2 separate regions of the Homo sapiens genome follow, and region 2 is linked to region 1. The links are chromatin contacts, found by Hi-C or POLR2A ChIA-PET in ENCODE. All regions are on one chromosome and are shown on one strand. Each heading gives the region's core, a stretch centred on a gene start or an enhancer-like site at or near the end of the contact. The rest is flanking DNA. Distances are from core to core; before and after follow the strand shown.

Region 1 (4,300 bases), core at 167-2,666:
AGACCAATAATTCTTTTCTACATTTGAAACACACAAAAATTAAGACACACATGTGCTAGTTCTTCTGTTTATTGTTTTCTTTGAGGAATTGGGCATCACCTCCTATACAGCTTCAACCTTAACCTTAGCAAATGACTGACTGCCTCTTTGGAAGGTGCTGTGAAACAATTTGGCCTATAGAGAGCATCTGTATTTGCAGGTTCTATAACATTATATGAAACTTGTTTGTAAATAAACCTAAATTGTTTAAAATAAATAAGGATATAAATAATATGTACTGAGAATTCAGTTCTTTTCCAACATATATGCAATAATTCAAACTTCAGGGTACGTAAAATACAACACCTCACACAGAATAATGTGCAGAATATGCGGAGTAACAAAAATTCTCTCCTTGACCAAACTCTAGCCAGGTTCCTCTGAGCCATTTGTGGACTAGGCCTCAACAGACTTGAACAAAACTCTAACACAGTCTCTAACAGTTCAAGGTAGCATCTCTAGGATGACTCCAGCCCCGCTTTAAAGGGCCTGCCTAAAAAAACTCAGGCTGCCAAAGGAATTTACTGTTCCAGCCAACACCTTAAGATATGGCTCCTATCTCCCAGCATCTGTAGGAGGATAAAAGCCTAACTTCCAGAAACACCCTTTAACAAACCCAGATGGGTTTCACATGGACTAACCCCTACTTCGCACTTTTTGTAATCTTTCACTTCCCTCACTCTTCTGAGCGCCCCCTCATTCCTCTCCCCTTCCCTATTTCCCCATTTTTCCTTTAAAGTCTGAGTAACATTTGTACAAATCAAAGTTGAGTTCAGTTCGTGCTGGACTCCTCCTTATTCCATTAGTATATTACTGGTTAAAACCTGTCTCAACCGCTTTACTGTCCTGCTTTGTCTTTGACAAAGGCACGGGGGTGGATTTATTTTTCTGGCTGAGTAGAGATCCTAATGTCAGGCACTGCGGACGGTGAGGGCCACGATTCTTTGGAGAAAAGTTCCAAGGGGCTATACCATTGGAAACTAACACCAGCTAATAGAATTGTCTGCTCTGCGTCACAACTCATGGAAGTTGCTGCTTCTGATCCAGAGCTGGGAAAGGTTAACAGGTGATTACAAAAGCCTAGGATGTTTTGTCAACTTCCTGGAACAATTCCACCAGTCAGAGCCCAAACCGGGGGCAAAGGAGGAAGAGAAACTCGAAGCAGGGTGTGACCAGGGTAGACAGGCTGAAAAAGGAAACAAAATGTAACATCCTAAGAGAACGCAGAGGCCGAATAAAGGAACTAACCCTCACCTGCAGCTCAGATTCTACGCCGGCGCCCGGAGCTGTGTCCTGTTGCCTAGCGACGGCGCATGCGCACTGACTAGCGCAGCCCCCTAAACATGCATCCGCGCCTGCGCAGCCGCGGGTCGCCCAGGGTTGGGATGTTGGTGTCGGCTGGGGGCTGCTGTGAGGCGCTTGGTAGCACCCAGTCCTGATACTCTCCAGTTACCCGGTAGGCGGGGCTCGGACACAAAGAAAAGGTGAATTCGCAGCTGAGAGCCCTTGTTTCCGGTCCTTTTTTTTTTTTTTTTGAGATGGAGTCTCGCTCTGTCACCCAGGCTGGAGTGCAGTGGCGCCATCTCGGCTCACTGCAAGCTCTGCCTCCGGTGTTCAAGCGATTCTCCTGCCTCAGCCTTCTAAGTAGCTAGGATTACAGGCGCGCGTCACCACGCTTGGCTAATTTTTGTATTTTTAGTAGAGCCGAGGTTTCACCAAGTTGGTCAAGATGGTCTCAAACTTCTGACCTCGTGATCCGCCCGCCTCGGCCTCCCAAAGTGCCGGGATTACAGGCGTGAGCCACCGCGCCCGGCCGTCTCCGATCTTTACACGCATTCTTCGTGTTATCTGAAGACACTCTGACGCCACCACCCAAAGCAACTGGCAGTTGACTCTTGGCAATTTTAAGCTTGTGTGGAAAGCAGCCGCCGCCCGGTAGCTCCTTTTTATCTAGAGACACTCAGGATGTGGGGGACACCCCAGCAATGCCATCCCTCCTTTGACCTCCAGAGCGCGCAGAATTACAAAGTTGAGTAATACTTTATTTGAAAAAATGAAAAGTGCACACACACACACACACACACACACTTACATAGGCACAGTATAATCTGGAAGTATGACCAGCAAATGATAACTGATTCCCTCAGGGGAGAAGAAACTGGGTGGCTGAAGGACAGGAATGAGAAAGAAGGACAGTTGCGTTTGTTTGTATCGTTTGAAATTGTCCAGTGTGTATGTGTTCTTTTCAAATGTTTGAAGAACCATTGGCTCCCTTATCAAAATGTAAATACCAAGGAAAATCAGGAATTTAAGAAGTCTAAGAATTCTGTAATGCTGGGTAGAATTTTCTGTACGTGTAAAACTAAAATGTCTTTTGTAAATCACTGAGTCTTCCTGTTTATTTCTGGTTAGAGATCTTTGGGGGCTTGGATGGAGGAACAGGAAAAGAGGAGCCAGGCTTTTTTGGAAAATTGGCGGCAGCGGTGGCATACGGGAAACTGAAATCTTTATCTAATCTCATCCTTTGTATATTCGTCTTGGATTTGCTGAAGAAAATTAAAAGGTAAATTTTGCTGTGAGCTCACTGAACTCAAATTGAAAGGGAACATATGCTGTTTATTTTTGTGAAGGACATTAATTGGGTGTGACTGGCAGGGTTGAGACCTGAAGTTCCTCTTTTAGATAAGGAAAATTTCCCTTGGTGAGAAATCTCTAGACTAGTTATGATAGATTCCTAACCCCCAACCTTGAAAGGTAACTTAAGGCTCCCTCCTCTAAGGGAAGGGCTGAAGAAAAAATTAAACAGGCAACTGTGCCTATGAAGATTTGCGAAAAAAAAAAAAAAAAAAAAACATCTAGGACACTTCTCATTCACTGGGTCAAGCCAGAGCCATCAACTTTGTGACCTAGTGAGTGGTTAGTGGATATAGGCAAGCGTAGTAACTTGGGACCAGAGGTTAGGGATCCAGAAAGTTGAAAATGTAAAGACAAAGGCCAGAGGTTATAACTTACTGCCTCTTGGTAAGTAGGAAGCCAGAAGTTGAGCTCCCAAATAAAATGTTTTAGGAACTGTGGTTCTTAAGTAACTCCAAAAGTCAGTACATTTACAAAGAAGTAAATGAAACCTCATAGGTAATGAAACAATGAGACTGAGGAGTGCCTGGGATTAGAAATTCCCAAACGGAGAAAAAAACACATCACAGAAGAGCCATACTTGGTGAAATTTATTAAAAAAAAAAAAAGAAAAACAATAATTTATGCCCTTGGCAAAATAAAAGATCTTATCAATATAAATGTTTCTTAGAAAATGTATGAAAAGATAATATATATTAATAAATCAATATTAACATTACAGCAAAAGTAATAATGATTATATAACAATGACAAGTGAAGATATTTCTGGCCCTTACACAGTAGTATTTCTGGAAGGTCTCTGATTCCTGCTTGCTCTAGTACAGGCGTGCTCTCACTTTAAGAAAGCCTGATGCCGCTGGGCGAGGTGGCTCACGCCTGTAATCCCAGTACTTTAGGAGACCCAGGCGGGCAGATTGCCTGAGGTCAGGAGTTTGAGACCAGCCTGGCTAACATGGTGAAACCCTGTCTCTACTAAAAATACAAAAATTAGCCGGGCATGGTGGCTCACGCCTGTAGTCCCAACTGCTTGGGAGGTTGAGGCAAGAGAATCGCTTGAACCCAGGAGGTGGAGGTTGCAGTGAGCCGAGATCGCGCCACTGCACTCCAGCATGGGCGACAGAGCAAGACTCCATCTCAAAATAAAGAAAGAAAGAAACAAAGAAAAGAAAAGCTTATATTGAACTTCTCTAAAAAAAGAAAAAAAAGAAAGCCTGATGCACACAAATCTAAATTTGGCAAGTCGATCAATTAAAGGATATTTATTTGCATCACAAAATAATTCTTTACTCCCCCCAAAAATCAATAAAAAGTTCAAATAGCAACTTTTCCTAATGTGTTTAAAATGTAATCACCAAATACATGTGTCCCCAACTTCTTTCCAGTTATAATTCTATTGTGTAAAGTGAGGTATACCTGAAGTGAGGCAATAAGAGAGTTGAGCTTCAGACCTGCCTGGAGAGAGCGTGTTCTTTCTTAGAGTCTGAGGAAATGGTTGGGGGCACAAATTCTCTCAATCTTTTTCTTTTCCCTCATCCTGAGCTCTTATTTTCTTGTCTCAACTGCTTTCTGGTAAACTTTGTTCACCTGGTACTTTCAAGAAAAAAAGAAGGAAATCTTACGAGAGGGA
Region 2 (4,783 bases), core at 2,152-4,651, 120 kb before region 1:
GCCTGGGTATCAGGGTGAGACTCCATCTCAAAAAAAAAAAAAAAAAAAGCGAAAATAGGGACAGCCCGAGGAGTTGCAAGAGTCAAAGAGAGCCGTGGTTCTTATACCCAGAGGCAAGTTAAAGGCAATTGGTGCTTTAGAAATAACCAGATGGACAGAGAGTGCATCCTGTTGTCCCTCAGCCGTGGATAGAGGGACCCAGCTTGAGCTCAGGATGTGCCATAGTTGAAATTCAGGTGTATGTGGGCAACAGGTGGGACCCCCTTGACCAAAACTGTCACAACCAGGGTAAAGTTGATTCCACGCAGAGAAAGCAAACAGGGCTAATGATAGTAATCAAACACACCTGTGCCCCTTCCCCACCACCTTTCCATCCCCGTGGCCAGTTGGCACAGTCTTACTGACCCCCGCTGTGCTGGGCACTGAGGAGATGAGGCTGGGCCCACAGAGCTGACCATGACCCGTGTGGAATTCCCTCTTTGAAGGGAAACTGACCACTGAACTGGAGATTACAAGTCAGAGTGGAAAGTGACATGGTGGAGGAGGAGGGCTGTAAAGGGGTGGGGTGTGTGAGCCCAGAGAAAGTCACATAACCTGGAAGTGAAAGGTGATAGGGAGTACGTAAGGTCAGAAGGATGGAAGGACTCAGCGGGGGAAGCAGGGTAGCAGAGAGCATAGGAGAATGTTCCAGACAGACAGAAGGGCAGAGGCAAAGGAATGGATTTTAGCAATTGGGAGAATTTTCTAGGGGCTGGAGCACAGAGGGTGTGTGTTTTGGAGGCAGGGAGGGCAGGAATGTGTCCTCCTTTCCAGAGAGAGTTGGAAGGCATTTGGGGGTGGTTCTGAGCTGGGGGAGACATAATCAGAGTTGGGTTTCAGAAGGAGGACTGTAGCTGTTCTTCTAGGGATAGAATGGGGGGAAGGGACAAGACTGGAGGCTGGGAACCAGCTAAAAGAAAAAGACACTCCACATCACCAGTCATCCGGGAAATGGAAATCAAAGCCACATGTAATAGATCACTTCACACACCCTAGGATGGCTATGACAGCCACCAAAACCACAGAAAATAACAAATGTTGGTGAGAATGTGGGGAAATTGGAACCCTCCTACGTTGCTGATAGGAATACCACGGAGCAGCCACTGTGAAAAACAGTTTGGCAACTCCTCAGAGTTAACATGTGACCCAGCAGCTCCACTCTTAAGTATATGCCCCCAAAAATGGAAAACAGGGACTTAAACATTTCTTGGACACCAGTGTTCACAGAAGCATTATTCACAGTAGCCAAAAAGAAACAACCCAAGTGTCCCCCAATTGAAGAATGGATCAAAATGTGGTGTAAATATACAACGGAGCATTACTCAGCCATAAAAAGAATGAAGCTGTGATACACACTACCACATGGGTGAACCTGAAAATATTATGCTATGTGAAATAAGCCAGACACAAAAGGCCAATACTGCATGATTCTATCTACATGAAATATCCACAAAAGGCCAGTCCTTAGAGACAGAAAGCAGGTTAGTGGTTGCCAGGGACTGGCAAAGGGGAATGGGACGCCACTTCTTAATGGGTCTGGAATTCCTTTTGGGATGACAAAAAAGTTCTGAAACTAGAGGGTGGTGATGGTTGTGCAACATTGTGATGTACCTAATGCCACGGAATTGTACACTTTAAAATAGCTAAGATGAGCCGGGCACCTGTAATCCCAGCTACTCGGGAGGCTGAGGCAGGAGAATCACTTGAACCCAGGAGGCAGAGGTTGCAGTGAACCGAAATCGGGCGACTGCACTCCAGCCTGGGCAACAGAGCGAGACTGCGCCTCAAAAGAAAAAAAAAATAGCTAAAGTGTTAAATTTCATGTTATGTGTATTTTACAAGAAAGACCCAAAACCAGACATGGGGTCATGAGTTAGGGGTCCTGCAAATCCCAACAGCATTTTTCCTTCTTCCCCTTTAGCCAGCAAACTCCAGGCACTTTAGCTGGTGGTTTTCTTCCCTTTGCTCCCCTAGAAGAGCCACACAGCTGCAGGTGTCCCAGCCCGGAGGCTATGGGTAGCTGTCGTCAAATGGCTGGTGGGACCCCAACACCTAGTGGGCCAACACAAAGGTCAGAGATGGGGTCATCTGGGCAGAACTGCGACTGTGAGCCTCCAGATCTTTATTTGAGGGCTGACGCGCCCTCTGGCGGGCACCTGGAAGGGACAATGCACGGCCAGGCCCCTCCTCCCACCTCCTCCCTCACTGTCACGGGGAGCCCCAACTCCCCATTCCTTGCCAAGGCCCCTTCCTCCTAGCATGGTGACGCTGCCCTTCCCACAAGCACGGTGGCGTCTCCCGCATCGTACATTGCTCTTCCCACCCACCTCGCGTCCCGTCCCTGCCATGGGAAGTTTGCATTCCCAAGTCCTGCATTCCGATTTCTGTCCTGGGTCCATCTCTTATCTCCCCAGGGACCTGTTACCAAAGCCCCCTGCTCAGTCACTCTCAGGAGCCCGCCGGCAACTTTCCGCCTCCCCCACAGTCCTCGACAGCAACTCTACAATGTGGGCCTCGCAGCAGGATTTCACTCGATTTATTTTGTAAGAAAAGTTCACTTTTTTTTGTTGTTGGTAGAGACAAGGGTCTCACTTTGTTGCCCAGGCTGGTCTTGAACTGCTGGCCCCAAGCAATCCTCCCGCCTCGGCCTCCCACAGTGCTGGGATCACAGGCGTGCGCCACCGCGTTGCAATGGCTGCACTAACCACTCAGAGCGTCCTTGGGGTTCTGGCCTGCAGGGCGCGGCGTGCGCGGCCGGGCTTGCTAGGTTAGGGACCCGCTGCCCCAGGACTCCGGCCGTGGGCAGCTGTGACAGGGCTACTCCTCTGGGTCGGGCAGGGTCCAGCCCTCGCTTGGCCGGCGCCCCAGGGCCTGGCTCTTGGATTTTCCTCCCGCGCTCCCGGAAAGCGGGCAGGGGTGCAGCGAGCGCGCCGGCCGCCAGGGGGCACCAAGGGCCGGGGGCAGCAAGGACTCCTCGTGGCTTCTCCGCCCACCGCGCAGGGCGCAGACTTCCGGACGCAGGGCCCCGCTCCCCTGCCCCCTTCCAGACCGAGGCCAGAGCCGAGGCCCAGGGTCAGAAGCGCTGGCCCACGGCCGACGCATAGGCAGACAGGCCCTCGGGCGCTCACGCGCAGTCTCCAACTCCAGCCGGCGTCGCCGGCGCCAGCACCTCCGCGGGCGGCCCCAGCCTGGGAGCACGTGGGCCGCGGGGCTGCGGGCCGATGGCGGGGTGGGGACCAGCAGACGCGCGGGGATCCACGGCAGAACAGCCCCTTACCGTGGCGGGGGCGCTGAGGTCCCTCGGGGCAACCAGAGGACGGAGGCTTGGTGCCGCAGGGCAGTCGGGAAGGCTTCCTGGAGGCTGGGCTTGAGCCGAAGGTGGGTGGGATTTCGGTGGCTGGCAGGGGGTGGGGGCCACGCCTCAGGAACACTGAAGCCACTTGGGGAACAGGCGGCACAGTGAGAGATCCAGAAGGAGGAGAAAGCCGGAAAGCGAGCAGAGGTGGCCCAGACCGTGCAGGGGAGGTCCCTGAGACCCTGCCCGGTACAGGATGTGCTAAAGGACCACCTGGTCTGTAGTGGGTCTCTGGGCCTGCGAGCTAGGGGAAGGGGCTACAGGGGTCCTCGCCTTCCCCCAGGCTGCGGCGTTCCCCAGGAGAAGGCCAAGGTTGACCCATGTAGGATTCCCCAGCAGGTGGTCAACCCCTGGCCTGTGGAAGGGGCCTGCGGACAGTGCTGGAATGGAATGGAGTGCAATGGAATGTGTCGGAGGATGTCCTCATCCTCTCCAGGCCAGAAGATAACAGATGTGCAGGAGTGGAGATTTCAAAGGCAGAGAGAACAGGAGAGAATCCAGAGCCTCTTCCCAGAACCCCCAGCCCCTGCAGAGAGAGGGCCCCCAGGCCTCCGGGAGACTGTGCAGATGACACAGGAGCTCTGCTCCTCAGCGCATGGACGCCCTGCTTAGGCCTCGCACCAGGCTCTCCCCTCTACCTGCGGGTGCCTTGAGACAGGACAGCCATGTTTTCCTTTGAGCTTCTATTTCCCCTCCTGACCTAGCCAGAGCAGGCCCAGGTGTTCTCTGAGGTCCCTTCCAATGTGACAGGCCAAGGTGGGTGTGTGCACCTTGCACTGCAGGGACAGAACATGCAGATCCCGACTGAAGGAGAAAGACTTTAATCCTCCCCCTTCCAGGCCCAGGGCTCCAGTTAAGACAAGCAGAAGTGCTACTGTGCGGGGTTCTGGAGTCTCCTGTGCTCAGGTTTCTTGCTGTCCTGGTAAGGCCTCCACTGCACGCACATGGCTCAAGACTGGTGTGGTGAACACCAAGGCTACCCAGTCTCCTGGGTGGTGGGGTCATGTGACTTCACGAGGCTTTGCAGGTGTCTGACTGCCTTCTTCACCCTCCAGTCATTGAGGTCTGAGCAGATGACCTGCCCTGGACAGTAACAAGCCTACGGAGAGGGAGAAAACCGTCAGAGTCCTGGGACCATCCCCACCCTATGCTGACCAGGAGCCTGAGGCTGAGAGGCCCAGGGTCACATGGGACATTGGTGGCAGATCTGAGATATCAGGTTATGTCCTCTAGGATTCTCAATCTTCCATGAGTCCGAGCCTTGATCCTGCCACTGCAAAGAAACTGTGGACCCTGCGGGAAGCCAGGGCTGCAGGACTTCTTGTCCCCCTCTACGGACTGCCATGTCTCAGAGACCTGCAGAGGCTGTCCATCAACTGGGAAGGCTGG

The links. A loop is a pair of places that touch in the nucleus more often than their neighbours do. ChIA-PET counts read pairs that join two places held with the same protein, here RNA polymerase II (POLR2A). Pooled maps may share reads with other maps.
Region 2: a pooled map shows a loop between it and region 1 (2.4-fold over the local background). The contact joins the promoter of TLE7 here to the promoter of TAT-AS1 in region 1. A Hi-C loop is called at or near these places in 2 of 50 pooled maps. POLR2A ChIA-PET finds 5 or more read pairs at or near these places in 3 of 52 experiments (MCF 10A and WTC11).

What each region holds. Positions count from the first base shown.
Region 1 is chr16:71,563,600-71,567,899 of GRCh38, forward strand. TAT-AS1 (TAT antisense RNA 1) reads left to right here and starts at 1,417. Exons shown (of 3, transcript NR_103852.1): 1 at 1,417-1,523; 2 at 2,452-2,602. It overlaps TAT (tyrosine aminotransferase), which reads right to left. Exons shown (of 12, transcript NM_000353.3): 12 at 2,061-4,300. It overlaps LOC124903710 (a long non-coding RNA gene), which reads right to left and starts at 1,341. Exons shown (of 2, transcript XR_007065106.1): 1 at 1,294-1,341; 2 at 54-1,225. RefSeq lists an enhancer at 1,837-2,368.
Region 2 is chr16:71,438,653-71,443,435 of GRCh38, forward strand. It overlaps TLE7 (TLE family member 7), which reads right to left and starts at 3,402. Exons shown (of 10, transcript NM_001367365.2): 1 at 3,317-3,402.